Regions from separate parts of the Mus musculus genome. Here regions 1, 3, 4, 5, 6 and 7 are each linked to region 2. A link is a loop called in an ENCODE intact Hi-C map of the cell type or tissue named here. Cell type or tissue: left cerebral cortex. All regions are shown on one strand. Region 1 has its middle 32 kb from the start of Gm32585. Region 2 has its middle 16 kb from the start of Gm32585. Region 3 overlaps Ncor2 (nuclear receptor co-repressor 2). Region 4 overlaps Ncor2 (nuclear receptor co-repressor 2). Region 5 overlaps Ncor2 (nuclear receptor co-repressor 2). Region 6 has its middle 26 kb from the start of Ncor2. Region 7 overlaps Ncor2 (nuclear receptor co-repressor 2).

Region 1 (4,000 bases), 48 kb after region 2:
CACACAGGCACATGAACATTGGAGCGGGAGGCCAAGCGGGTACAGCGGGGACAAAGGTTTTCAGTTTCCTCAAGTTCATTTGATATCATTTTCTGTTTATTGCTGTGGACACAGATCATATAAGGGACATGTGTGTCCAAGGGTGGGGGGTTCTTCCACATGGATATCTAAGTGTCTGTGCGTAGACATGGAATGTGCATTGGTGTGTTAGATCCCAGACTGGTGGTATAGACCTGAGTCCCGGCACGTTATACCTGCTTATGAGCCACCATTCAGTTGCTGGGAATTGAACTCAGAACCCCCGAGCCATCTCTCCATCCCAACCCTGTGGTGATCAGATGAGAAAGTCAGAATGTTGCTTAGGGTTGTCCATGGGCAGAGAGGACCAGACTGCCTTCCTGTCCCTCCTTGGCTTCGAGAGCCCCGGCCCTTGCCTGGCCCAGCCCCAACCACTGGAAGAGACACTGGGCTCAATTCATCCAGTCTTCAAAGCACTCCTGTGTGCAGCAGGGCCCCAGAGCCTCAGCCAAGACCTTGGCAGGAACACACTGGGCCCTTGTGAAGGCCACTGCTGCTTGGGCCAAGGTGGCCGTCTGCCAGGGAAGAAGGCTCAGTTTGGCTGCTGAATATGGCATATGGGGGCTGCTTCACTCCTGGAAGTAAAGGCTACTTAGTGGGAGGAGACCTCACATCAGGACCTCAGTGAAGGTAGAGGCTGCCAAGATACCATCCATCCCCACGGTCAGTCTCACAGACACTACACACTACAGCTGATTTTCCTTTCTTCATGGGCCCTCTGTGGCTTCTTCCCACCCAGCCTTTGGCTGTTGCCTGGCCCCTCAAGACCTATTTCGGCTTCTAGTGAGCCCATGTTCACGCCCACATCACTGTGCAGAAGAGAAATATCTGTCTGATAATCCTGATGTCCTTCTAAAAATAGGAAGCTTTAACCTAGTCACACACACAGACAGAGTGCATCAAGAACATGAAGGGAGAAAGCAGGATGATGTGCCTACAAGCCAAGGGATACTTAACACGGCCAGCGCTCTCCAAAAGTCAAGAAGAGGTCCAGAGCACATTCATACGAGGAGTTCACCCTGCTGACCCCCTGACCACAGACACCTGGCTCCAGAGCTGTGAAAGTAAATTCACCCAGTTTAACCCACCCAGCCTGTGGGACTTTATGATGATGGTCAGAGGAAACAAACACACCCAACTTCCAAGTCTTAGGGGGCACTTACAGAAAAGGCAGTCTAGCACTGTGGTCTCTGTGTCTGTCACAGAGTGTCTCACATCATCAAGGGGTGTTCACTGGCTCCTAGTTGCAGGGTTGCCAATCAGTGGCTTAAACAGAGAGAAAGAAACTCAGCTAAAAAACCATATGCTCTGGGCTGGAGAGATGGCTCATTGGTTAAGAGTACTGACTGGGGCTGGTAAGATGGCTCAGCGGTTAAGAGTACCGACTGCTCTTCCAGAGGTCCTGAGTTCAAATCCCAGCAACCACATGGTGGCTCACAACCATCTGTAATGAAATCTGATGCTCTCTTCTGGAGTGTCTGAAGACAGCTACAGTGTACTTACATATAATAAATAAATAAATATTAAAAAAAAAAAGAGTACTGACTGCTCTTCCAGAGGTCCACAGTTCAATTCTGAGCCACATCATGGTGGCTCACAATCATCTGTGATGGGATCCAGATGCCCTCTTCTGGTGTGCATTAAGATAGCTACAGTGTACTCATATATATAAAAAGAAATAATTCTTTAGAAAAAAACCATATGCTCATATTAATAGGAATGGGAAAATCAGAAGACAAACTACAGTGCTTTTGTTATGGAAAATATATTCAGCAAACTTCCTTAGCTCGATAAAGAAGATCTACAAAGATCTCCTGGTTGGTACCTCACTCATGATGAAGTGATCTTGCTCCCTGAAGATCATGAAAGAGACATGAAGGACATTGTCTTAGTCAGGGTTTCTATTCCTGTACAAACATCATGACCAAGAAGCAAGTTGGGGAGGAAAGGGTTTATTCGGCTTACACTTCCATACTGCTGTTGATCACCAAAGGCAGTCAGGACTGGAACTCAAGCAGGTCAGGAAGCAGGAGCTGATGCAGAGGCCATGGAGGGATGTTTCTTACTGCCTTGCTTCTCCTGGCTTGCTCAGCCTGCTCTCTTATAGAACCCAAGTCTACCAGCCCAGGGATGGCACCACCCACAATGGGCCCTCCCTTCTTGATCACCAACTGAGAAAATGCCCCACAGCTTGATCTCATGGAGGCATTTCCTCAACTGAAGCTCCTTTTTCAGTGATAACTCCAGTCTGTGTCAAGTTGACACACAAAACCAGCCAGTATAGATACTCTCTATCCCTATCAGAGTCACCATAGAAGTCCCAGCTAATGCAGTGTGACCAGTGAGAAGACACCCAAGCACTGACAAAAGCCACAGTCAAAGAAGGGTTTGTTCTGGCTCAGAGTTGAGGGTGCAGTGGGAAGGCATAGTGGACAGGAATGTCTGGGGGTGGTCACGTTGTGGCCACAGTCAGGGACAGAGAGGTGAATGCCAGCATAGGGCATGCACCACCATGCCCGGCTCATAGGGTATTTTTAAAGATTACTTACTTTATGTATGTTGGTACACTGTCATTGTCTTCAGACCAGAAGAGGGCATCGGATCCTGTTACAGATGGTTGTGAGTCACCATGTGGTTGCTGGGAATTGAACTGAGGACCTCTGGAAGAGCAGTCAGTGCTCTTAACCGCTGAGCCATCTCACCAGTGCCTCCTAGGCTGTTTTTCTTGCTAGAACTTTCTCTATCCATCCCTGACCCAGTTGCCATTGGCCAACCTGAGTTCCTCCTGGGTGTTGGGTCTTTGGAGTGTCTCCTGATCCCTGTGTCTCCACCAGTGTGTCTTTTCTGGGCTTGTGTAGGGTCACACCACTGTCCCCATCGTAGCCCAGGGCTTGCAAGACACCCAGCCCTTTGTCCCCTCCTGGGTCTTAGCCACACCCGTGAGCAAAGAGATCCCACCTTAGCCTCTGCTGCATCAAGCTCCCACCACATCACGGGTGCTGAGAAAATAGACTCAAACGAGAACATGAGAACAGTGGAACTCAACACAGGGCAAGGGAGGGACCATAGCCTCGGAACCTTTGGGCATTGGCAGGACCATCCGCAGGGGAGGGGCACAGTACGGACACATGGTCCAGTGTCAACTCTGGGGAAGGTCTCCTCCCAGGCAGGTGTCAGAGAAGTCACACGCCTCAGAGTTGGTGATGTGGACCTGGAGTCCAGATTGGAGGTGGTTGAGGGTATGCTGGGTGCCATTTGACATGACTGGGTACAGTGGTGAGGCATTGTGGGTAATCCACCTGAAGGCTGAGGTACATTTTTGGAGGGTGTTGATATGTGTGGGTGGCATTGGAGCAGTCAATGTGGGGGACAAAAAGCAAATGAAGGGATGGGGTCCTGAAAACTACAGGGATGGAGCTGGAGGGACCCAGGGGCCATGGAGGAATGCAGGTCGCAGGAAGGCCACTAGATGTTGAAGGACCAAGCTTGAAATGGGGCTCTGGCCCTGGCTTATCCTGACTTCTGTTTGGCTTCCCAGAATGCCCTGGGCCTCCTGCAAGGGCCACTGGTAACTGTCACTTACCACTGGGACACCCCTGTCCTTACAAGATCTCGGACATTGTAAACCTACTGGTAGATGGCATGTAGAAAATGGCCAGAATGGGCTGGTGAGATGGCTCAGTGGGTAAGAGCATCCGACTGCTCTTCCGAAGGTCGGGAGTTCAGGTCCCAGCAACCACATGGTGGCTCACAACCATCTGTAACAAGATCTGACTCCCTCTTCTGGAGTGTCTGAAGACAGCTACAGTGAACTTACATATAATAAATAAATAAATCTTTAAAAAAAAAAAAAAAAAAAAAAAAAAGAAAATGGCCAGAAGCCTTTTGTGGGCTTGAGACACGGGAAGGTGTGGCTGGCAAG
Region 2 (4,000 bases):
TTTGTATTTAAAAGGCTATCCCCACTTTTTCTCTCTCTGACTCTTTTCTCTCCCCTCCCCACCCCACTCTCTCCACATGTTCCTGCCGGCCTCTTCCCTTCCCCATCCTCCCTTCTCAATCCCCCTTCACATGCCCCTCTTCCCATGCCCCCAAATAAACTCTATATTATATATATATTTTTAAAGGCTATCTTCAGTTCCCATATTCAGATGCCTTGTCGTGTTGCCAAGCCATGGAGCTTGCAGACAATGTCTATGGAAATAGCAACAGTTCTTTAGCCCAGGAAGCCAGGCACAGGGTTGGGGCGTTCATATGCATCTCCAAAGTAGGTCCGGGGTTCAGTTTGCACAGCTGTCTTTGGGATAATTATGAAACGGTTATTGGGATCTATGTCCTTGGGAACTATGAAATGGCAGATCCTGGGGGCTGGAGAAACAGCTCAGACGTGAAGACCACTTTGGTGTTCTTGCAGAAGACTGCAGTTCAGTTCCCAGTACACATATCGGCTCACAGACACCTGTAACTGCAGAACCAGGGTGGTCTGGCGCTCTCTTCTGGCCTTTATGGGTATTGCACACATGTGTGCACACATTCACAGATAGGCAGACACATACGCATACACATAATTTTTAAAATAAAATCAAAATGGCAGGTTCCGGCCACTACCTACCCAGCGAAGACCAAAGCTGGGCTCTGGCTTCTACATCCCTAAGATGTTGTCATTACTTGAATATTTGCTGTGTACTAGACAGATGGTACCACGTTGACCATTTGTGTTCAGTATTTGTGACCTGAGAGAGTGCTGATGTCATCATTCCCTCGTTTTTACAATGAGGAGGCTGAGGCACAGAGAGATGACGGTTGATAGGGAAACAGGTTTGCACCGCAGCGGCTAGGCCAGCTCATGAGTGCTGCCCACTGTTCCTCTCTGTGCAGCACCCAAGGACTGCCCGCTGTGCTGGTGACCCCAGAAAGAGCATCTCAACCCAGGTCAGGAAGTGTGACCAGTGCCAAGGGACCCCGGGAGGCCTAGGGAGGAAGGGAGGTCACGGGCTCAGGCCCCAAACTGCATCTGTCTAGAACAGAGATTCTGAACCTTCCTAATGCTATGGCCCTTTAATACAGTCCCTTAAGTTATAGCGACCCCCAGCCACAAAGTTATCTTTGATGGCACTTCAGAACTGTAATTTTGCTGCTGTTATGAATCACAATGGAAATACTTTCGGAGATAGAGCTTTGCCAAAGGGGTCTCAACCCACAGGTTGAGAACCGCTGGTCTAGAAGGAGCCCCATTTATCTGGCCAGGCTGCTTTGGTGAGGGTCTCAGTTCAGGATTGTCCCCAGACAGGTGGCACACACTGGGTGAAACGAGGAAGAGTCACATGTCTAAAAATAGTGCCTGTCTCCCAGAGCCTGTCTGTCACAGGACAGAGTGGAGCAGCTAGGAGGTGGGAAGGATTCTCTGGAATTTGGGGGTTAGGTATACAGGTTCAGGGGAGCTGCCCCACTCTGAGGTTTGGCAGTGAGCTGGGCTGGAGAGCTGAGGTACTGGGGCTACACGTGGCACCATTCTGGAGTCAGGTTTACGCCATCCAGTGCTGTGCTTTTGCAGGAAGCATCTTCTATGTAGGAAGTGGAAGGAGCTTTGTGATGTGATACCCATTTCTCTCATCTACTCCCTTAGGACATGGGTCTCCACCCCCAATCTGCCCCTCTTCCACCACCCTGCTTTTACCCTGCCCTGAGACCACATCGCCCGCCACAGACAGATAGGAAAGGCTTTATGTGGAGAAGGACTTGTAAGCTGATACACACAGCACACACAGTGCTCCCTCTGGTCTCCCTCTGTGGCTATGGCTACCATCTGCCCTCTGCTGGGCCACAGGAATGTCTTCTGTTGGAGGGGCAGGGACTCCGTCACGGGCCTCTCTGACCCAGCTTTGTATGGCTCTTGGCCCTGTGGTCTCAGACTGTGGGCAGCAGCTGTTTGGGGGCAGGACATGGTTTCCTCCTGACATCAGCTTTGGCAAGGGAGCAGGCAGGGGTGGGAGGCCAGCCCTGTGGCAGCAGGCTGGATGCATTGTAGCTCCCTGGGCAAGGCTCTATGACCATACCGTGCCCACGTATAATTCACAGGAAAGCCACTTCCTGCCCCACCCACTCCAAGGTCCAGATGAGGGTGGGCGAGAGGGATTTTGGATGGACATTTCGCTCATGGCAATTGGAAATGGTTTTCAGATGTATCACGGAATGTGGAACAAACCCAGGCAAACTTCCCTGCAATCCTATAAATCACCAGCAGATGGCGCTATTGGCCACACGACAGGATTCTGGCATCCTGGATTGCTCAGTGGTAGAACTTGAACCTGGGACTGAAGTAGAAACTCTCAGGCCATAGGCTTACACACTGCAGGTGGTTTACAGCAGGCAGATGGGAAAGGCATGCCTGGCCCAGACGCTGGCCAGAAAGGGTAGCTGCAAGAAGCAAATGAGGTACCTCCTTCCTACCAGTACCTACTATTCAGAGAGGCATGTTGGTCTCTGAGTTCAAGCCTGGACTACGATCCCTCACAGAATTAATTTCCTGGAAGAAAAAAAAAAATCAATGCTTGTCCCTCGGTGCCAGACATTAAAGTCCTCAGGATTGGCGGTGGCGGGCTGTTTTGACAGGGATGAGAATGGAGACACCCAAGAGACTGCTGGAAGCTCAGTCAAAATGCCTCATTTCCTGACACCCGCGTCGCTGAGCACACTGTCATTGAGTCAGGACACGCAGCCACCCGCCCCTGCAGCCATTCATCCCTCCCCACCCCCACCCTCCCACATTTCATTTGCGAGCCCCTCGGTGTGCAGCTCGGCTCGTGGCGGCTGCGGCGGCAGAGCAGAAACCCCAAATGATCTATTTATGGGGCCGTCCTTCCGTGTTGCTTGCATATTGTAATTAAGAGATAATGTCAGTGGAATAGAACGTTGTCACCCAGTAACGGCCTCCCGCCGCCTCGGAAATGTCACGGCAAAGTCACAGATATATCAAGCGTAAAACTGACGTTTGTTTTCAGAGCAGGGAACGCGGATCCTGGGACAGCGATACAGCTGCGGCTTCATTTCTGTCTTGGGGGTGATGAATGCCAGTGGATGGTCGGGCCCACAGGAGGAGGGGTTCTTGTCTGTTGCGGAGACCAACTGGGCCTGTGCTTTGCTTGACAGATGGAGGATAAGGCTGCCCTCTGGGTCCCATAATCTGCTGTAGCCACCAAGGTGGCCCGGGTGCCCTGGCTCCCGGCTGGGCAGTGTGTTTTCTGCAGCCCAAGCTGGCTGCCAGCTGGCCGGGTTCCCCTTCCTGTCACCATGTTGTCTCTGGAGAGCTAAGCTGCTGCTGGGGTGGCATGTCCTTGGACAACCTCAGTTTCCGAGTCACTCCCCCAGAGCCACAAGGGCCTTAGGAGGAGGACAGCAGTGACTTTGTGACTGGGGTGTCTACACTGTGGAGTGGCCTGGTGGGACCACTCCCCTGGCTGATGGTGTATCTGACATAGCCCAGCCCCCAACACATTTATTTATTTATTTATTTATTTATTTATTTATCATATGTGAGTATACTGTAGCTGTTGTCAGACACTCCAGAAGAGGGCGTCAGATCTCCTGATGGATGGATGGTTGGGAGCCACCATGTGGTTACCGGGATTTGAACTCAGGACCTTTGGAAGAACAGTCAGTGCTCTTACCCGCTGAGCCATCTCTCCAACCCTCCCCATTGTCCACACCCTTGCACATCAACCTGCTAGCTCTGTCCCCACAGCCCCTGCCAGTCAGACCTTCAACCCATCCCTTTTTCTTGGGACATCCATCCATTTCCCCATACACCCCCTCCAGGCTGGCCTCCCTGATTCTACTGTGGCCACTCCTCTTAAGCACCCATGAAAAGTCTCCCCAAAAGACTCAACCCCGGGCTCTCCTACCTCCAAGCCTCTGTCCTAATCCCTGCCATAGTCGTCGTGA
Region 3 (4,000 bases), 160 kb after region 2:
CCTGAACTCAGGTGCCTATAATGAAATCCAGGTTTGGTGGCTTCTGGCTGAGCTCAGCCCTTGTGTCTGACATCACCATGGCCCATGCTGCTTCTTGGAGTGCTTGAAAGACAGCATGTGTGACTCTGGGAACCCCACAGAGGTGACTCTACCCCTCACAGGTCCCCAATCCTTGGCTCTGCTGGTCCAGCCACTTCTGCCATTCCTCTAGCTCTGGCCTGGAAGCTGCCGCTGTGGCTGTTGGCCACAGGCCTCTACAGGAACTGGAAGAGCTCAGCCTTGGTTCTCATTCCCAGGCCTTTTGTGACAGGTCTTTATGTCAGAAATGGAGCATTTCTTACTGCTGCCTTGGAGCTTTCTGCCTAGGCACAGGACTGCAGAAAGTGACTGACTCAGTGGAGTCTGACTAGTTAGCTGGAGTGAGTCTAGCTGACTGACTGACTGACTGACTGACTGACTGACTGACTGACTGACTGGGAGAGAACCTGTTTTACTGACTGAGACTGAGGAGAGCCTGACTGATTGACTGACTGGGGGAGAACCTGACTGACTGATTGACTGACTGACAGATGGACAGACGAGTATATGACTGGCTAAGGGAGTCTAAGGAGAGAACTAAATTGCTGCCTGGTTTCTGGTTGGGCTTAGGGTTTCTCTGTCCTCAGGCTTGGGACCTACAGAAGGAGGGGGTCATCTGCAAGCAAAGTCACCTGCCACTTAGAGGCTAGCCTGTCAGGTGTCTCCGGTGTGTTTTGGCATGCCAGATGCCATCTCTCCTGCCATTGGCTCGCTGTCTATGAAGCCAGTAGCAGGACAGTCAGGAGTCAAGGTTTCATCCCTCTGGAAAGTGTTCCTCCATCTGTGAGGGAGCCGTTTGTCTGGCTTCTCCCAGCCCTGCAGTCTGTTGTGGGTGGATTCCCCCTGTCTGGATGTTTCTGTGATTGTGTTTCACTGCCTTTGTTCTTGTGTCTTACTATGTGGGAGCATGTGCATCAGAAAGGGGACCTGCTGTATGTTTGTACACTGTGGGGGTTCTGGCTCGGGTCATATGCGTGATCTTGAGGATGAAGCACCATGAAAGACAGCTTGATCTAGCTGGTCCAGGAAGTGAGGCTCAGCCACATGGAGTGGCTGGTGTTGCCAGCTGCATTTTCCGTGCTGTCCCAGACTTGGAGATGGAGCCTTCTGTAGGTGGCATGGTTTTGGAGCCCATCCTGGACTGTAAGAAGTCTGGTCCATGGTTTCAGGTTGCACGGTCCCACTGCTGACACCCTTATTCCAAATCTGTTTCTCCCTCTTCTGCTTTTGGGGAGCAGAGCAGAAGGGACAATATGATCTCCGGGCTCAGGGTTTTGTCCTCAGTGCCACCTTCTGTTTGGAGATGGATACTGAGAGTTTCCTGGGGGATTCTGTTGGGAGGAGAGCCTGGAGTCCCCAGTGTGGCACCTATGGTTTAGATGATAGCATGAAGCCGGGGCAAAGTACTGGGCTGAGAGTGGACAGGGAGAGCGAAGGGGACAAGTGGAAGTTGTGGGCTCTTCTAGTGGCAAGAGTGATGGGGGTGGGGGTAGGTGGGGGCACCTGGCTGCCCAGGCTGCAGTTGTTCCTAGGAATAAAGCATCCTGTGTCCTTAGAGTGCAGCTGTGTGGGGGCGGGGAGCAGCCGCAGACTCTGCCTGGCCATGGCTGCCAGCAGCTGCTGTCTTGGCCCAGAGGGAACAGGGTGGGGCTGACCTAGCCGGGAACCAGGGTAGGGACAGACCTTCCTTGACAGTGCTATTCAGTGATAACTGTGTGTCAGACGTTTTGGATGCACCTAGGCTCACAAGCCACTGTGGAGGTGAAACTACTCCTGTCTCCCCCTACCTCCCCACCCCCCCACTGTAAAGATAGGGATACTGAGGCAGGCAGCACCTCCAAGCACCATCTGTGGTCACAGAACTGGGTGTTGCAGAGGGGGGCTGGGATTGGAGCCCAGGGCTATCTAGATGAGAACTGGGTTGTTTTCCTAACCTCTTTGTTGCCAGAGCATCCCAGTGCAGCCTGGGTGGTCCCTGACTAGAGAACAAGAGAGAACCATGAAGCAGCCAGGTGCCGGGCCATGTGGGAGATGTACAGGCAGCCTCAGGGCAGAGCAGCCTGCTGAAGCTGACAAATGCCCATCCATGAGAAAGAGCCCTGTGTAGTGGTGCAGAACTGTCATCCCGGTATGTGGGAGGACCCGAAGCTCAAGGAGACCCTGGGCAACATAGGGAGAGATGGCTTGCCACCAGGATCACTTATAGAAGACATAGGTCTGGGTCCCAGCGACCACATGCCTTGCAACTGTGGTAACCCCAGTTCCAGGGCTTCTTGACCCCGCTCTTTTGACCTCTAAAGGGACTAGGTATGCATTTGGTGCAGATACATATGTATAGGCAAAACACTCATAAATCTTTAAAAGGTTGAAGGTAACAAATGGCTTGGGCAATAGATCTGTGGTGGAGCGCTCGCTTAGAGACGGGTTCCATCTCTTTGCTCTGCAAAAACAGAAGAAAGCGAGGCCCAGTGACCCCGATGGCTCCTGTGTGTTGTGACAGGTGTGTTTTTTGAAAAGCTGACTGCTCCAGTTCAGGGTCTGCAGCCTGCTTGCATCACGCACATGTGGAAGGCATATGTGGCTGAGCTGTCAGGCTGGGGTCACTGTGGGAGTCTTATTTCTGTTCCCGGGAAATAGAGGTGTAGCCAGGAGGAGGCAGTAAGGACTGTCATTACTGCCTGCCGGCCTCCTGGATTTTGTCTTCAGAGAACACAGCCATGGGAAGAGTGGCTGGGACGAGGCAGGATCCACGCGTGGCACTGCCGTCCTGGGGATGCTTAGGGTAGGAAGCTGGTGTGCTGCGGCCTGAAGTCACGGCAAACTTGGGTGTCCTCAACGTTCTCTGTCCAACCACAGGACCGTAGCCTGGCAGGCAAGCTGGAGCCTGTGTCACCTCCCAGTCCCCCGCACGCTGACCCTGAGCTAGAGCTGGCGCCATCTCGACTGTCCAAGGAGGAGCTGATCCAGAACATGGACCGCGTGGACCGTGAGATCACCATGGTAGAGCAGCAGATCTCCAAGCTGAAGAAGAAGCAGGTGAGTAGTGAGGGCGGGCAGAAGACCGGCCCCACGTCCTCAGGTGCCTGGAGCCACACAATTTCCTGGTGGTTGGTGTGTGTGTGTGTGTGTGTGTGTGTGTGTGTGTGTTTAATGTTTTGCTTCTGGAAGCCTCTGGGCCGGGCCCATCAGGCTCATATATCTGCACGGTCAACAGAGAGTCCTGAGCTTCAGGGGACCAAGGCTTCCCGGGAGAGGCACCATGAGCTGCCCAAGGCAGAGAAAGAGCCTTTGGTTGTTCTTGCATAAAAGCTGAATGGGGAGCCGGGAGCTGGGCACTGAGGGCTTCCAAGATGGTGGCCCAGAATCCCAGAGTGAGGCTGGGCCCTGGTGCGGTCAGATTGGCCGTGCCAGACCAGTGGAGCTCTCACATCTCCAGTCCTCCAGGCCTGGCTTGGGGGCTGGGCTGGAGCCACTGTTACATGCATGGATGTTGATCAAGTCTGGAGGCCAAGTGACTTGAGCTGCTGTTATTAGTTTTCTTTTTCTCCTTTTATTTTTTTCCTCTTAACCTAAATTTCTTTCTTGAATGTTATCTTAAAAAATAATTTATATATATATATATATATATATATATATATATATATATATATATACACACACACACACACACATACATATATATAAAAGTATAAAAATAAGATTATATAATAATATAAAAATAAATGAATGAGAGAGATGGTTCGGTGGTTAAGGACATGTATTGTTCTTACAGACTACCCAGGTTCAGTTCCCATCACCCACATCTGACAGCTTACAACTCCTTGTAACTCCACCTCCAGGGGACAGCCCTAACCTCATGTACATGCACATATGCAGATGTACACACATGTATGTGATGTAAATATGTTGTAATAATAAAAAT
Region 4 (4,000 bases), 150 kb after region 2:
GGCTGTGGACCAGCTGCCTCCTGTTCAATTTGTTTTTTTTTCTCTTCTCTCCACAGGCACCTGTGACGAGGTCACCTGCCAGCAGATGACCGAGACCAGCCCTTAGTCCTAGGTGTGGTCAAGAGTGTCTTGGGCTCCAAAGCCTACCTGGACCCTACCACCATGTCAGGATCCACACAGCCTGTGGCACAGACATGGCGGGCTGCTGAGCCCCGCTACCCACCCCATGGCATCTCCTACCCGGTGCAGATAGCCCGGTCCCACACGGTAAGGGGCATGTCTGCTCAGTACCACTTCCACTACTGCAGTGCATCTTCTGAAGCCAGGCTGCTGCGGCCCGTGCTGATTTGGTCTCAGTGGGGACACTGGTGGCAGTCAGGTGTGGTGATGGAGGCCTGTAATCCCAGGATTGAGGTGGTGAAGGCAGGAGGGTTTCAATTTTGAGACCAGCCTAGCTGGCTACGTAGCAAGTCTTATTTTAGTATGGGAAGGTGGAGGCTGAGGCTAGGCTGTGTGGATACGCTGCTTATATCTTGTGGACTTGGCAAGTACAATAGAGCACCCACGGTGTCACCCCCCTCCCCTCCGACCCATTTCCACCATGTTTGGGACTGGGGAGCTTTTGGGGAGGGAGACTGAGGTTGCACTTCTTCCTAACCCTCAAGATCTTCGTGCCTATTTCAACTGTAAGACTCTGAGCCCCAGAGCAGTGTCCACCTCTGCCAGGGTCCTGTTCCTGCTCATCTCGTACTGCTAGAGGGAGCAGACTGGGCTTTTCTTGTTGCCTGCTGTGTACTCTTTCTCTGGGCTGTGGAGTAATGGGGTGTGATGTGAGATGGAGCAGCCACAGCTGGGTGGGAGTGCGCATGCGTGCGTGTGTGTGAGCAGGAGAGAATGTATGTCTAGGCTTGTGTCTGTCCCTCCTGGGTGGCATGGTCCATTTCTGTGTGGGACGTGGTTCTACTTGTGAGTCAAGAATGCTTTCTCATGAGCCCCAGAGCCTGGCCTTAGGGTACCCAGCTTCATACTCTCGGTGTGTGGAGCAGCTGAGGCCTGGAGGGAGAAGACAAACCCTAACCATTGGCCTGGGGCAGCCAGTGTTGGGGTTCTACATTCCCTAGCTCCCAGCCTTTACACCACCACACAGCAACCATGATGCACTGGGTGACAACCAAGCCAGCGGCAAGGACATCTACTCTCCAGGCTGGCGAGTGACCCAGACGGGCCATTTACTGTTTGGGGGGGGGGGCCCTCAGTTCTGTCACCTATAAAGCAGGGATGACAGCAACACCCACAAGAAGGCCTATGCATGTCCCCATGTGGCTATCTGCTGTCACCATAACTTGGTGACTGTTAAAGCCATTTCCTGATGGGCCCTGCCTGGGGTTCTATCATCTCTTTGCCCTCCCCTCCTCCCCTCCCCCATCCCAGTCCCCCCAGGCAGATGTCTGTGGCTTCTTCCCCTTCATTCATTTTGCTCATCCACCCAGCCTCTGGCTGTTGTGTGTCCTTCCCTCATTCCTGAATTCTTGCTCTTTGCCTCATTTGTGTCCTCTCCCCAGTATTTGGGGTCACTGGCTGACCCTAGGCACCGCCCACTCTCCTGCTGGGCCATTGGTGACGCAGGATGCCGCTGGCCCAGACCCAGTAGTTACTGATCCTGTGGCCTGATGGGATAGCTTACAGTTTGGAACATGTCTGTCCCCTGGTGGGGACTTGCTTGCTCTTTGGCCTCTGTTCATCCCCAGGGTCTGTGGAGGGTTTCTCTCTGGGAGACTGTTGAGGCCTCATTACTTTTCTATGCTGGCTTGGTGAAGCCTGGCATATGGAGCCCTTGGTCCTTTTCAGCCTTCCCCATAACCCCGCCCCAACCCTGCCCCACAGCCCCTCCTCCACCCTCTTACCCAGGCTCCTCCAATAGCCCCGACCTTCCTGCAGCCTGCCCTCTCAGCCCACCCTCATTTCCCCAGACTTCCCCAAGGCCCTTCCTAGTCCCCCCACCCCCACTGTACCCCATCTCTTTCCTGTGGCCCAAGGATAAGTAGAACACAGACTGGAAAAGACCACGCGCTTTCCCCCTTAACACTTGTGTCTTAGGAAAGAGAGGCCTGAGAAGAGAAGCCATGGATCCATAGCAAGGTGACACCCCGTAGGGGGAGAGCCACTGTGTGTGTTCTAGCCCTGGTGCGGACCAGCTCAGCCTGTGGTGTCCTGGGCCTGGGGAACATGATGGGCCACTTTTTTTTTTTTTTTAAGATGTATTTATTATTATATGAGCTGTCTTCAGACTCGCCAGAAGAGGGCGTCAGACCATGTGGTTGCTGGGATTTGAACTCCAGACCTTCAGAAGAGCAGTCTTAACCCGCTGAGCCATCTCACCAGCTCTTCGGGTCTGGGCCACTTACATACTCTAGCAGGTCTGTCTTCCCGGAAGCTCTGCCCTCTCAGTCAAGTGAGCCACTTATAAAATGGCTGGGGTTCTGCTGAGGTGGCATCATGACGTGATCACTTGGGACGTGAGCCGGTTTCTGTGTGATGTGACAATAGGGACGGCAAGTATAGAGGACCCCCCCCCCCCCTACAGCATCAGGCTGTCAATCCCCTCGTTTCACCAGGGGTAACATGCTGCCTATCAGCACCAGTCTTCGCTCCCCAGACCCTCTGGTGTGTCTCCCTCCCCTGCCTGCATGCTGCTGGCAGTGGGGTGCAAGAGCCACGTACCCGCAGGTCAGTGTCTGGCAAGGTGTGTGTCAGGGACGCCTGACAAAATTGGCTGTGCCTAACCTTGGCCTTGGGCCTAGCTGGCTGACTCTTGGTTGAGGGATGGACCTGTGGGCTGTTGTTCAGTTGGTCACAAACTCTGCTCTGCCACCCAGGGCTCAGCCTGCTCCTGTCTAATGGCACTGGATGCTGGCCGGGGCTGATGTCCTAGGTGTGTGGGCACATCGTGGGGTCCTGTGCCCACCTGCTGTATACTGTCTTAGGGTCCTCATCTGTCTGTCCGTCCATTCATTAACTCTCTGGCTCGGTCATTGACCTGTTTGCTCATTCATCCACTCATTAGTGGATTCACTTGTCCATTTGCCTGACAAATACAGGTTAGATTTGTCACATGCCTTGGAGACCGAGCTGTGAAGGCAGAGATGCCCCCTCTCTGGGGAAGTCGACATTCTCTTGGGGTACAGTGGAACAAAGATGGGGCTAGAGGAGGCCATATTTAAGTGGAGAGACAAATATTGATGGTGGAGCTGGGACCCAAGAGGACAGACAGTGGGTGCATGGTGTCTGGATGCACAGCGTCACAGAAAACCCTGACTTGAGGCTCTTTTGGAATGAACATTCCGTTCAGGGGTGACAGGGGTAGGCTGAACTCCGCCTCCGTGTGATTTTGTGTGGCTCTCTACGTCTTAGACTCGTGCTGGGGTACAGTGCATTTGTTTCTTGGGGCTCCCCTCTTGTTCTGTTTGTAGTGGAAATATCCAGGGGCTGGGGTGGGCCTCTACCCCTGAGTCAGGTGTTATAATCAGTACGGGGCAGGCTTGAAGCCTGTGTCCTGTGACTGTCTCCGTTCCCAGCGGAGGGGCCAGTTGAGCCTCACCTGTACTATTCTTGCTGTGTGACCAGGAAGAGCTGTTCTTGCTCATCATTCTCTTGATGTTCAGATCGCCCATGATATCCTCCTTCTGGAGCTGCTTTTTTTGGGGGGGAGGGGTTGTCACATTAGTCAGCTTGTGCAGAGGGCTTGGTTACGGCGACCTAAGAATGGGATCATTTCTCTTGATGTCGTCCTTGCAGGGCCATCCTGGTATCCTTGTCCTTCTAGGTCGTGTTTTGCAAAGTCTTGATTGCCCGCTCCTTCCCTTGCAGTTTGGTCTCTGAGGTTTTCCAGTTGCTTGCCGTCTAGGGTCAGGATCCGGCTGCTCCCCCCCAGCGCATATGACTGCTACCATTGGTTCTTTGCAGTGAGAACTGCTTTAAGACACAGAGCCCGGGGCTGGAG
Region 5 (4,000 bases), 240 kb after region 2:
TCCCCCTTTTTCGGTTGGTTTTGGTATTTTGTTTCGAGCTCGTCATCCTGGTCAGTTGGCACGCTGTGGTGACTCCGCCCACACGGGCCCCTCATCGTTTGCCCATCCTGTCGTCATGAGTTTTTTTTCCTTTTTTCCTTTTTCTTTTTCTTTTTTTTTTTTTTCCTCCTTTTTTCTTTTTGGATTTTTCACCTTTTTTCCTTTAATGAATGGATCTGTGGTTTGGACTCCGACCGCGCCTCCCATCTCCCGCCACCACCTGCACCTTCGTTTTGGGGAGTGGGGATGCAGGGGCTACCAGCTGACTGCTGCTACTGTTCCTGGAGGAAGTCAAGGCAGGGAGCGAGGGGGGGAGACAGGGTGGGGGGGAGGCTGGGTGCCCACCTCCTCTTCCCACACCAGCATAAAGCCCAAAGGGAGTGATCAGGGACAGTGGGGCTGGGACAAGGCAGGGCCTAGGGACACAGTTGTCTAGGGACACGGTGTCACTCAGCTTGAACCCCACACCATCACACCCTGACCCCATGCACACTCAAGCTCCTCTCCAGTTTCTCCACCACCACCTCCCCCAGTCTCTCCTCTTCTACCCAAGCCCCACACTGCCCAAGCCAGACTCCCACAGTCCTTTGGGTGTGTCTGTATCCTGATACATGGAACTGTCTGTCACTTGCCATTCCTCCTTTCTGGCCCACCTAGGCTTAGATAATTTCCTTCCATCTTGAGGCCCACACTGTGGAGGAATGGCTCATCCCAAGCACCCCCCAAACCCAAGCCCACCCACCTTCTGACCCCAGCTCACCTGTTTCAGGTTACCACAGTGGAGCTGGCTACAGCCCCGATGGGGTGGAGCCCATCAGCCCGGTGAGCTCCCCCAGCCTGACCCACGACAAGGGGCTCTCCAAACCTCTGGAAGAGCTAGAGAAGAGCCACTTGGAAGGGGAGCTGCGGCACAAGCAGCCAGGTAACACCCGGGAGAGTGGCAGGTGGGGAGACTAAGGCACGGCTCCACGCTGTCCCCAGGCCCTGACAAGCTCTGCTCGCCTCCTTAGGCCCCATGAAGCTCAGCGCGGAGGCTGCCCATCTCCCACATCTGCGGCCACTGCCCGAGAGCCAGCCCTCATCTAGCCCACTCCTCCAGACTGCCCCAGGCATCAAAGGTCACCAGAGGGTGGTCACCTTGGCTCAGCACATCAGTGTAAGTGTCTATTTCTGGGCCCCCACCGTTGGGGTGGATAGGAGAGTGACGTCCCATAGTCAGACAGATGCTAGCATGCACTGGCCACTACACTCAGTCCTGTGGCGGCTGTCACCATAAGGTCTGCCTGGGGACACTCACCCAGGAGACCAAGAGTCAGATCAGGGTTCTGCCCTACTCTACACTGAAAGTCCTGACCTGCCTCCCTCCCACAGGAGGTCATTACGCAGGACTACACGCGCCACCACCCGCAGCAGCTCAGTGGCCCCCTTCCCGCCCCTCTCTACTCCTTTCCCGGAGCCAGCTGCCCTGTCCTGGATCTTCGCCGCCCACCCAGTGACCTCTACCTCCCACCCCCCGACCATGGCACCCCAGCCCGGGGATCCCCCCACAGTGAAGGGGGCAAAAGGTGAGGATATACTCATATCTGTGTCAGATGCTTGGCTGAAGGATATTGGGGTAGGGTGAGCTTGACTGTGTTGGGCTAATGGGAACCTGAGGCTCAGGGATACAGAAGTTCACTAAGCTCCCAGAACCAACACAAAGTCTAATCACGAAGGTGGCACACCCAAGGCTCCCATGTGCCAACTGAGTGTCCTATATATGCCAACTCAGCTAGGGGTCTGATGTCCCACGCCCATTTAGCAGATAGGAAAACTGAGGCATAGAGAAGTGAGTTACCATCCCATACCATGCACACATACTTACCCTGGCTGGGCCTGAGGCTCGGGGCATGAGAGAAGCTGGGGCCCTACCTAGGCTTAGGAGCGGAGTGAGGCATCTTGTATGAGTTTGATTTTAGAAGCACGGGTATAGACAGTGAGGTTCTGGCATGGGTGCCTCAGTGTGGTGGCACACACTCTACTCAGGTGAGATAGCTCTGGCCAGGCTGAGGCAGGAGGATTGTGAACTTCAAGGCAGTCTGGGATGTACTGCAAGAACCCGACTCAAAAATCAACAAAAGCTTACAAGTCTTTAGGTTATCTCAGAAGATCGTAGTAGCCCACTGGGGTCTCCATACCTCAGCTGCAGAGTGGCCATTTACAGGGAAATGTGCAGGGCCCCGCTGTGGACAGTGGGGTCTCCTCATCATCGGGTAGAACTTCACCCTCAGCTAGGACGCTATCTCCATCAGGTCCCCAGAACCCAGCAAAACATCGGTCCTGGGCAGCAGCGAGGATGCCATTGAGCCTGTGTCCCCACCAGAGGGCATGACTGAGCCAGGACATGCTCGGAGCACTGCGTACCCACTGCTGTATCGAGACGGGGAACAGGGCGAGCCCAGGTACCCATAGCACAAATCCGCGCTTAGAGATGGTGGTGTCAGTTCCATGTACACCCAAGGCCTCGGCCCTCCCATATGGAGGCCATTAATCCCTCACAGCTCAGCGGGCTGATAGACCTTCAGGGGCCTTCAGTTGCAGCACCCTGTGTCTGGCATCCTGGTGCCTGGCATCCCTGTGTCTGGGATCTCAGCCTGAGCCATGCCCTGTTTTATCACTTGCTGGTGATCTGGGAATGAACTAAGTTGAACCAGACTGGGTGGGGGTGGACATGGACTTCAGGGAGGGTGTGACCTGCACCTGTCCAGTTCCCTGGGGATTCTTGTGTCAGATCTAGCAATAAGGCATTGCTGGGGGCAATTCACAGCGTACCTGGGATGGGAACCAGCTGGTCCTTAGCACCTCACGGTAGCTCAAGTGGTGAGCTCCCTGTTGCTAAAGGTCACAATGCCCAGCCTGCTGACCCTGGTGTCTCCTGCTCCCTGCAGGATGGGCTCTAAGTCTCCAGGCAACACCAGCCAGCCGCCAGCCTTCTTCAGTAAGCTGACTGAGAGCAACTCCGCCATGGTGAAGTCGAAGAAGCAGGAGATCAACAAGAAACTCAACACCCACAACCGGAACGAGCCAGAATACAGTAAGGGGAAGCCAGGGCTAGAGCAGGCACCGGGAGGGAGATAGTACTCTTAAACCTTACCATGGAAGAGCCCAACGTTCTGCCAGTTGGTACTAACTGACAACAGCATATAGCACTTTGGTAATGCCCTGCACACAGTAGGTGCACAGGGAAAGCTGTAGAGACAGCCCTGTGCTGGGTGCTGAGGAGCACAGCACACTACTCCAGGTTCATGCTGCAGACCCGGTGCCTTTCACCACGGCTGATGTGGGTGGACAAGGACTCATGTCCTTAGCGCAGGGTCACATGGGCCATATGCTTACAAGAATGCACCGGAAAGCAACACATGACAGCTTTGCACTGTCCCCTCCCCAGGGTGGCCTGGACAGACAGGCAAGGTTCTTCCTTTCTGGAGTATAGAAGCCCTCACAGGTAACAGAGGCCTAAGGTAGTGACCAACCGCCTGAGTAAACCTGGAGCATCAGGTGCCTGGTTGTGCCCAGACATTCAACTCAGACTGTACGGGGGACAAGCAGGGGTGCAGATCTCCTAGGACCTGTGAGCTCAGCCCTTCCCCACCTTGTTACCCTGCTCTAGATATTGGCCAGCCTGGGACGGAAATCTTCAACATGCCCGCCATCACTGGAGCAGGTAACCCTCCTGTGTGTCCGCATGGCAAACTCCCTTCCCCAGTGCTGACTTGGGGACAAGGAGCCTTAGCCTCTCCCTGGTCTCAGTGGACCCAGAATGACACAGATGGGCAGCCTCCACTGCCTAGGGTCCTCCCTACATGAGGAGTGCCCAAGGTTTGAGGTCAGGGTCCCTCAAGTGGGTGTTAGGTACACCCCGGAAACACTTGGCCAGTTGCTGGGGCTTGGGGCTGGGGCACGTCACCAAGTGTGGACCTGA
Region 6 (4,000 bases), 63 kb after region 2:
AATTATCTTGGCTGGGAGTTTAATGATTCCAGACTCCGTTGAAAGAAAGTTTCCTCATAAATCAATTCTCTCTCTTTTCTCTCCTCTCTTCTCTCCCCCTCCCCTTTTTTTTCTGTATACAGAGTCCCACTCAGCTTCTCAGACTGGCTTTGAACTCACTCTGCAGCTTGTAATTGAACTGTACATTGAACTTGTAATCCTCTTACCTCAACCACCAAACGTCTGGGATCCTTGTGGTCATTTGGAAAGGCTGATCCAGCCATCTCCACACCTTCTGCCAGAAGCCTCGCCAGCAGCCCCACGGTCCCCCAGTCAGACCACGCTTCCTAGAGCCTGAGCCTCACTCTGTCCACCCTGGAGTCTCTACAAAATGTGCCCACTCTGTCTTTCAGGCTGAGCCCCACCCCCACCCCACCCCCACACTGGTTATTCCAAGGTTGATGTGCTGAGTGGACAGAAGGAACTGGCTGGTGACCCACGGGTCATGGGTGTCAGGTGCTCTAGCCCAGTACATGACCTGCCATTTGATGAGAGGATGTTTAATACAGCCATATTTGCAGCTGGAAGAGTCAGGATTTCTGGCCTCATTGGATGGCTGATTTTGTTTGTTTGTTTGTTTGTTTTGTTTTGTTTTTTGTTTTTCCAGACAGGGTTTCTCTGTATAGCCCTGGCTGTCCTGGAACTCACTTTGTAGACCAGGCTGGCCTCGAACTCAGAAATCTGCCTGCCTCTGCCTCCCGAGTGCTGGGATTAAAGGGATGCGCCACCACGCCTGGCCCCGCGGATGGCAGATTTGTAAGATGTGGGTTGTAAGATGGAGGTATAACAGAGACTGCAGGGGAACTGTAGTTCTTCCAGGATTAAGGTGGGAGCTCTCCAATGTGCCACAGTCCCCACTACCCCACTGCCACCCCCAGGTCACCCTTGTCATCTGGCCCCAGAAAAGCTGGTTTTGGTGCACAGGTTGTTTGTGTGTGTGTGTGTGTGTGTGTGTGTGTGTGCGCGCGCGCGCATGCATGCTTGCAATACAACAACATTCATATGGAGGTCAGGGGACAACTTGCAGGAGTCTATTCTCCCCTTTCACTGTGTAGGTCCCAGGGATCAAACTCAGATCTTCAGGCTTAGCCGCAAGCCCCTTTACCCTCTGAGCCATCTCGCCAGCCCCAGGTGCTTGTAGTTCAGAAACAAATATCACGCCAGTCTCTGCCCCACATGGCAGGCAAGCGCCAGGTGGAGAGGCTCCATTCCTCATGGTCATTGAGGCTTCCTGCTGCTGCTGGCCTTGGCCTCACCAGGCCCCAGGGGTTCACTGCAGCTGGTGGAAAGAAAGGGATATTGTGGAAGGCCAGAAAAATGATTGGCTGTACCATCTAACATATTTTTTGCTGGCTTTTAAGATGGAGTAATGTTCTGGTTGCTTCTCTGGTCATCCTTCCACCCTGGGGAACAGCTGTCTCAGGCTCAGATTGGCCATGGCTGGGGGGTAAAGGAATTCTAGGGTTAAAGGGCTTTGGTAAGAAACGATGTCCAGCCTTGCGGTATGATGGGAATGTAAGAGAATGTAGCAGAATGTAACAGAGCGCACCTTAACTCTGAGTGCTCACCCTTTGATGTACACCCAGGATAAACAGAGCTGTGACCACATCCTCTACTGCACAGATGTCCATAGCCGCTTCATCACAACAGAAAACTAAACACAGGCAAAGGGCCATCAGCGGATGACCAAATAAACACACTGTTGGGTAACCACACTGTGGAATACCACTCACCCGCGAAAAAGAATGAAGGAGTACACCCGTGAAAAGGAATACTATTCATCCATGAGAAAGAATAAAGGAAGAAATCTATAAGGCATTATGTTGCTGAGTGGGGTGATGTACACCCGTGATTGCCACACTCAGGAGGCTGAGGCAGGAGGATTGCCAAGTTGGAGGACAGCCTGGGTGACATAGTGAGCCCCTGTCACAAAATACCAAAAATAGGAGCGTGCCAAGATGGCTCAGTTGTTAAGAGCATTTGTGGGGCTGGAGAGATGGCTCAGCAGCTAAGAGCACTGACTGTTCTTCCAGAGGTCCTGAGTTCAAATCCCAGCAACCACATGGTGGCCCACAACCGCCCGTAATGAAATCTGATGCCCTCTTCTGGTGTGTCTGAAGTCAGCTACAGTGTACTTAAGATATAATAAATAAATAAATAAATAAATAAATAAATATATATATATATATATATATATATTGCTCTATCAGAGGGCTGTGTTTCCACTCCCAGCGCCTTTGTCAGGTTCCAGGGGATCTGGTGCCCTCTTCTGGTCTTCTTGGGTAATGCATACATGTGGTGCACATACAGACAGGCAAAACACTCATCCACATCAAATAAAAATAAATGCACTTTGGTGGGACACACTTTGAATCCTAGCACTCTGGAGGCAGAGGCAGGCAGATCTCTAAGTTTAAGGGCAGCCTGGTCTACAGAGTGAGTTCTAGGACATCCAGGGCTACACAGAGAAACCCTACCTATAAAAATTTTTTTAAAAAAAATAAGAATTAACTAATCTTTAAAGTAAATACTCAGAATATGCTATTATGCTAAATTGGGAGCTGGTCAGTCCTCCAGTAAACAGGACAGGCTGCTGTGAGCTTTGTGGACCTGCGTTCTTTTAACTGTTCTTCTCGTTATGTCAAAGACTCCAGCATCACTAAGAGCAGCCCAGAAGGAGGCTGCAGCCATCAGAACACCATGACAGTGCGCTCACCCGCTGCAGTGAGGCCAAGAACGTGAGTCACCCTCAAAGAGGAAGGGCAAGGTTAAAGGGAAGATGATACATTCCCTAGCAGACTGTGGTGTCAGCTCCAAGAGGTACCATCTGCTAGGGGCCAAGACACTCCCGAACCTTCTTCCCGGAAAGCCTGCATCTCTGCCCTTGAGGCTCAGGACCAGCAGGTGGCTCAGGGATGCCTCTGCCAAATAACTGCCCTTGGATGTTCCAGCAAATTACCACTTCCCAGGGGGAGCGGCAGCACTTCAGCACTAACCATTGCTCTAGCCTGCCCTCCAGCATGTCTGGGGCTTGATGGTGAACCTGTGAGCTCCAGGCCAATGAGAGAAGAGACTCTGCCACGAAGCAAAACAAAAACAACGTGGAAATCTCCTGAGGAACAACTCCCAAGGTTGATCTCTAGGCTCCGTGTGTGTGTGTGTGTGTGTGTGTGTGTGTGTGTGTGTGTGTACACAAACATGTCTGCAACACACACACACAAAGAAATTCGCACATACACACAAAAAAATGGATGTTACCCAGTGTCCAGCAGCTGGAGACTGCTAGTTGTGACAGAGACTCAGCTGTTAAACAGACTGGCGTGCCAATGTGAGCCACGACCTGAGTCAGCCTCGGAGACCTCGTGCTTTGTGACAGACAAAGGCAGAAGGCCGAGTGCCCAGAACTGGCAGATCCACAGAGAAGACACGGGAGAGTGGCTCTCAGAGGCTGGGGAACTGGCAACAGGATGGTCTGAAAGACTCGTCACTTCCCTGCTGAGTGAAGAGAACGTTCTGGCGATGCAGGGAAGCTCTAAGAACTCTGCGTCACTAGCTGAAGAAGGTGGGAAGCCAGCAGAAGTGGTGCTAGCCTCTTTTGATCCAGGCACTTGGGAGGTGGATGCAGGAGGAGCAAGAGTTCAAGGTCATCCTTGGCTGCAGAGTGAGTTCAAGGCTAGCCTGGGCTACGGGAGACCCTGTCTCAGTAGCAACAGACAAATCAAAGAATCACGGTACAAAGGATGCCTCTGACACTTACAGACCACAATGACCTGCCCTCACTGGCTCCCAACTCCTAGATTCTGAGGGGACTACCTTGTTCCTCTTGTCCCCTCATTGATGCCAGGCTCACTTCAGAGGGGCTGGGAGGAGGCTGGGCACTTGTGGGCTCTAGTGTCCCCTCCACCAGCCCCCCCCCACCTGCTGCCGGAAGAACAGAACACAGGCCGCCTCCCTGCAGCTG
Region 7 (4,000 bases), 93 kb after region 2:
GCCTGTGGTTATGGGCTTCTTTTCTGCAGAGTGAGGGTGAAAACAGTTCCCTGGTCTGGGGCGCTTCTGAGAACCAAGTCTGTGCAGAGGGTCCTTGGATAGGTTACTATGACTACTGTTATTTCCGGATTCTCATCCTTGCTCTGTCGTCGTATTGGGGAAACCCACGAGAGTGAGTGTCTGCTCCACCTTTGGGAGCAGGGAGGGTCTGATGGAGGAGGCAGGATGGAGAAGGGCCAGGCCTCAGCCCATTGAGCACAGGCAAACACGGAGTTGGCAGCCAGCTGAGCTGCAGTGAGTGGTGGAGGGGGTGGTGAGGGCATTTCGGGTACTGCCTAGCTTCCCTGCACTCCATGTCCCTGTTCGGAAATTTACCGCTGTTTCTTTGGGGCGCCAGGGGAGCCTGCGGTGTTCGAGTCCAGACGTGGGGGTGGGAGTGAGTGGCCAGACCTAGCCTCTTCCCACGGAGCTATTTACGCTTGCCCAGGAATCGATACTATTGATAAACTCATGTCGGTGGTAATGTGGCTGTCAGGCCCGGGTGAGGGATGGAGACCCCCTCCTGGGGCTGTGCTCCCCCCCCCCCCCATGAGGGTTCATGGCTTAATCCTTTCTTTTCTCCTAGTGAATACTTGGGCTACCTCCCAAAGGTTTTCCAGCTCTGCAAACAGGAACCGAGCTGCAATACAGCTGGATCTAGAATTGTTCTGGGCCAGCAGGTGCTTGCCACTCTACAGCCCCCCCTCTCCACAGGGACCCGGGATTCCTGGCTGGAAATGTTTCTGGCTGGGTCCCACCCCAAACTGGTGTTGGGGAACGACCCCTGTGTTAACCGCTGAAGATGGGGGTGGCACCTCCTCACCACCCAGTTAAAAGGGGAGATTGATCCAGTGGGAGATTCACACAGGCTGATCACCAGGGGCTGGCTCGATTTTTTTTTTCTTTTTCCTCTTGTCTGAGGTTCCCCCCCCCCCCCCCCCCCGTCTGTCTGTCTGTCTCTCTCTCTCTGTTCTGTATCCGTTCATGTCTCCGATACCATATAGCAGCCTCCCTAGGTGATACCTCAGGGACAGTTTCCTGCAAGGGTGGCAGCTTTCTGGAGCTAGTGATTCCCACTTAAGGTGCCCAGGGGATGGATGAGTGTGTGTGTGTGTGTGTGTGTGTGGTAGGCAGGCAGGCAGGCAGGCAGTTAGCTGTCTGGGGAAGGCAGAGCTACACAAAGCCAAGTGGAGTGGGTGGCTTAGAAGACCCACCTCTTTAGGGAGGAAGAGAAGCTTGGGAAGGGTCAGGTGAGCATCCTTAGGGGAGGCTGATGGATGGGAAATCCACTTTATGGCACGCCAGGTGAATCCTGTTCTCGGAGTTGGCGGATCTGCATCTGCACTGCAGTAGCAAAACGGTGACATCCAGGAAAAACAAAAAACAAAAAAACCCAAAAAAATGCTGACTATGTGCTATCATTCAGAAAGCACTTACTGTGTGTGTGCCGACCTCAGAAAGCATTCAACTGTGTGTGTGTGTGTGCCAGCATTCAGAAAGTGCCTTTGTCTGTGCACCGAGCATCTACTGGTCTGTTCTGAGGTGGGCTATGGGGAAGTGACTGTCCTATTTTATAGAAGGTGTCACAGGGGCCCTGGGAGGTTTTGGTGACTGGCCTTGGAAGCTGGGGCAAACGCCTGGGTTGTTTCGCGGATCACACAGCACGACAGCCTTGGCTGCAAGGAAGGGATCAGGAACTGACCTTCCTCTTGGGGTTGGCACCTGCCCATCTTTGCAGGGCTGTGGGGGAGGGCAGCTCAGAGACTGGGAACTTGTTCTCCCAGGGTTTGGAGAGGGGGTGGTGCCAGCGGCAGGCTGGCATTTCTTTGAAGTCTCATTTTATCTCAAAACACTCATGCAAATTTTTGGCATCTGCCTTGGCGACAGTGCTGTGTTTATTTTGAAATGAAAACAGGGGTTTGAATTATTTAGCATGGTGTCTAACAGGGCATAACGCTGGAAGCGGGGAGCCCTGAAGCCTGGAGTGCCCTGCTCCTGTCTCCCCGGGGAATCTGGCTGGGGACACATAAGCCTGTGGTTGGAGAGGCCCTTGCTCCTGAGAGCCACACAGGTCAGAGGGGCAGTTGGCCCAAGGTCACAGCAGGACAGTGTGCCCGTGGTGGCAGTGAGTGGAAGAGAGATTTCTCCTAGTGACACCTCTGTGTTAGAGCAGAGTGCAGCCACTGCACATTGCCTTGCTCATGGACCCTTAGCTGGTCATAACCTTTTGGTTCATAGATACCACAAGAATTCGTGGAAGCACAGCAGGGGACCGAGTGCCTGATCCACTCTGTCTGACCTGGTGGTTGATTTAGCATCAAAGACTAAGGTTTTCTGGGTCACAAGCAGTGTGCCCAGGCTGGTAACCTCTAAATAGGGACTTGTGGGCCTCACCTGTCAAGTTGGAACCCTGCCCTCCTCCGCTAGGACCCCTTGGGGGCTTGGTCCTCAGCAACAGTCCATCTGTTTCTTAAATGCTGGCCCACAGCATCAAGTTGTTGGATACTGGGGAGGTTACCTAACCCCTCTCTCTGAGCCTTAGTTTGCTCATCTGTGAGATGGGGCCACCTGCTGCCACTGCTGCTTGGGCACTTAGCATTATGTGGGTCACACAAGTCCATGTGTGGCTTCGAATCTTCTGTCACCATATGTAGGTAGCTTCCCCATTAGAGGGCAAAGACCTGATGGAAGAGTGGAAGAGTTTGTCACGGGGACTCGTGTGTCCTTGCATTTGCTCTGGGTGGTCAGACTGGATACATTTCTCTAGTCTTTTTTCCTTACTTTTTTTTATTTATTTATTTATTTATTTATTTATTATATGTAAGTACACTGTAGCTGTCCTCAGACACTCCAGAAGAGGGCGTCAGATCTCGTTACGGATGGTTGTGAGCCACCATGTGGTTGCTGGGATTTGAACTTCGGACCTTCGGAAGAGCAGTCGGGTGCTCTTACCCACTGAGCCATCTCACCAGCCCTTTTCCTTACTTTTTTAAAAAAAAAAATTTTTTTTGGAAGTACTCGGGTTCAACTATGGCCTTGGGTACCACTGAGTTCTACACCCCTAGTCTGGAATCCTCCCTCCTGAAGGCTGCCCAAGTAGGCTCCCCAAGTGACTGGCTAGCCTAGTCTCTTCCCTTGACCCCAGGGTGGAGGGTGAGGGCTCCTCCCCTCTCCCTGGTTGGTGACTCTCAGCTGCTTCTCTCTGCTCTGGGAACTGAGGTTTCCCCTCCCACCTGTAATCAACCTGCCTGTAATCAATAGCAGCTTGGAATGGGCTGAAGGATAAAGATGGGGAATGGGGCCTTCCGGTGTGTTTGGGGGTTCCCCTCCCTCTGTAACCCTGACAGTTGGGTTGCCTTAGGGGGTGTTTTGGAAAGACCAGACTGTGACCTCCTGTGTTCCTCCTCTCTCCCATGGTGTCCCGAGCACCAAGCTCCTGGGCAGGTGGCTGTATTTAATGTTAGTTGGCTTAAACAGTTTTAGCTGCTGCCTGGTTGCCCCTGTGCACCGTGGCTTTGGATGTAGGAGCAAAGTTGGCATCAAGCTTCATAGTCCTCCCATTCCGTGGGCTTTCCATGCTCCATGCTATCCTGAAAGGTCTACCTGTCCTGGGCATGGCTCCATACTCGTCCTTCCCAGGCCCTCTGCCCTATAGCTTTGGTATCCACCTCATGACCTCATTTTCCCACCAACCTCTGATGCTGTATGCGAAGCCCCTAGGGAGTTAGTAGCAGTGGGAACGCTCTAAAGCATCTTCCGCTTTGAGCCTTTGCTGCGAGTGAGGGTGGTACCCGGACCTGGAAACATTGTAACTATTGCTCTGGGGTTTGTAGCCCTTGGGAGCGGATCCAGGGCCTCGTGCACGCTGGCTGGGTAAGTTCTCTCTCAACTGAGCCACATGCCAAGTCTTCTACTTTGACCTTTTATTGATGAAAGAGGCTCTCACAGAGTTGCCCAGGCT

Evidence for each region. A loop is a pair of places that touch in the nucleus more often than their neighbours do. Peaks named below come from ENCODE experiments on the same cell type or tissue, not always from the same donor. Only the 100,000 strongest peaks of a DNase experiment are listed, where the experiment ranks them.
Region 1: it touches region 2 in a loop (2.7-fold over the local background); 15 of 42 quality-filtered maps call a loop at or near these places.
Region 3: a loop joins it to region 2, with 7 times the contacts of the local background. A loop is called at or near these places in 20 of 42 quality-filtered maps.
Region 4: a loop joins it to region 2, with 2.4 times the contacts of the local background. A loop is called at or near these places in 6 of 42 quality-filtered maps.
Region 5: a loop joins it to region 2, with 2.8 times the contacts of the local background. A loop is called at or near these places in 11 of 42 quality-filtered maps.
Region 6: a loop joins it to region 2, with 2.1 times the contacts of the local background. A loop is called at or near these places in 15 of 42 quality-filtered maps.
Region 7: a loop joins it to region 2, with 11 times the contacts of the local background. A loop is called at or near these places in 11 of 42 quality-filtered maps.

The regions. Positions count from the first base shown.
Region 1 is chr5:125,218,593-125,222,592 of GRCm38, reverse strand. No RefSeq gene overlaps it. Among named protein-coding and RNA genes, the nearest start is that of Gm32585, 32 kb to the left of the region's middle. In left cerebral cortex, a CTCF peak has its summit at 1,704 (motif pointing left); a DNase peak (open chromatin) is centred at 521; H3K27ac peaks cover 407 bases.
Region 2 is chr5:125,266,577-125,270,576 of GRCm38, reverse strand. No RefSeq gene overlaps it. Among named protein-coding and RNA genes, the nearest start is that of Gm32585, 16 kb to the right of the region's middle. In left cerebral cortex, CTCF peaks have their summits at 554 (motif pointing left) and 2,300 (motif pointing right); DNase peaks (open chromatin) are centred at 2,295, 2,712, 2,974 and 3,312; H3K27ac peaks cover 774 bases.
Region 3 is chr5:125,109,007-125,113,006 of GRCm38, reverse strand. Ncor2 (nuclear receptor co-repressor 2) reads left to right here. Exons shown (of 47, transcript NM_011424.3): 5 at 2,935-3,114. Among named protein-coding and RNA genes, the nearest start is that of Ncor2, 68 kb to the left of the region's middle. In left cerebral cortex, no CTCF peak of the experiment used is centred here; DNase peaks (open chromatin) are centred at 231, 978, 1,162 and 1,662; H3K27ac peaks cover 1,039 bases.
Region 4 is chr5:125,121,037-125,125,036 of GRCm38, reverse strand. It overlaps Ncor2 (nuclear receptor co-repressor 2), which reads left to right. Exons shown (of 47, transcript NM_011424.3): 2 at 57-267. The coding sequence starts at 163. Among named protein-coding and RNA genes, the nearest start is that of Ncor2, 56 kb to the left of the region's middle. In left cerebral cortex, CTCF peaks have their summits at 1,686 and 2,308 (motif pointing right); no DNase peak of the experiment used is centred here.
Region 5 is chr5:125,022,613-125,026,612 of GRCm38, reverse strand. It overlaps Ncor2 (nuclear receptor co-repressor 2), which reads left to right. Exons shown (of 47, transcript NM_011424.3): 39 at 809-961; 40 at 1,050-1,195; 41 at 1,411-1,604; 42 at 2,331-2,480; 43 at 2,967-3,112; 44 at 3,689-3,742. Among named protein-coding and RNA genes, the nearest start is that of Rflna, 21 kb to the right of the region's middle. In left cerebral cortex, a CTCF peak has its summit at 2,390 (motif pointing right); a DNase peak (open chromatin) is centred at 2,403.
Region 6 is chr5:125,203,422-125,207,421 of GRCm38, reverse strand. No RefSeq gene overlaps it. Among named protein-coding and RNA genes, the nearest start is that of Ncor2, 26 kb to the right of the region's middle. In left cerebral cortex, a CTCF peak has its summit at 2,316 (motif pointing left); a DNase peak (open chromatin) is centred at 3,496; H3K27ac peaks cover 688 bases.
Region 7 is chr5:125,173,327-125,177,326 of GRCm38, reverse strand. All of the region lies in intron 1 of Ncor2 (nuclear receptor co-repressor 2), which reads left to right. Among named protein-coding and RNA genes, the nearest start is that of Ncor2, 3.9 kb to the left of the region's middle. In left cerebral cortex, a CTCF peak has its summit at 294; DNase peaks (open chromatin) are centred at 808, 1,250, 1,829, 3,917 and 1 more place; H3K4me3 peaks cover 1,979 bases; H3K27ac peaks cover 2,539 bases.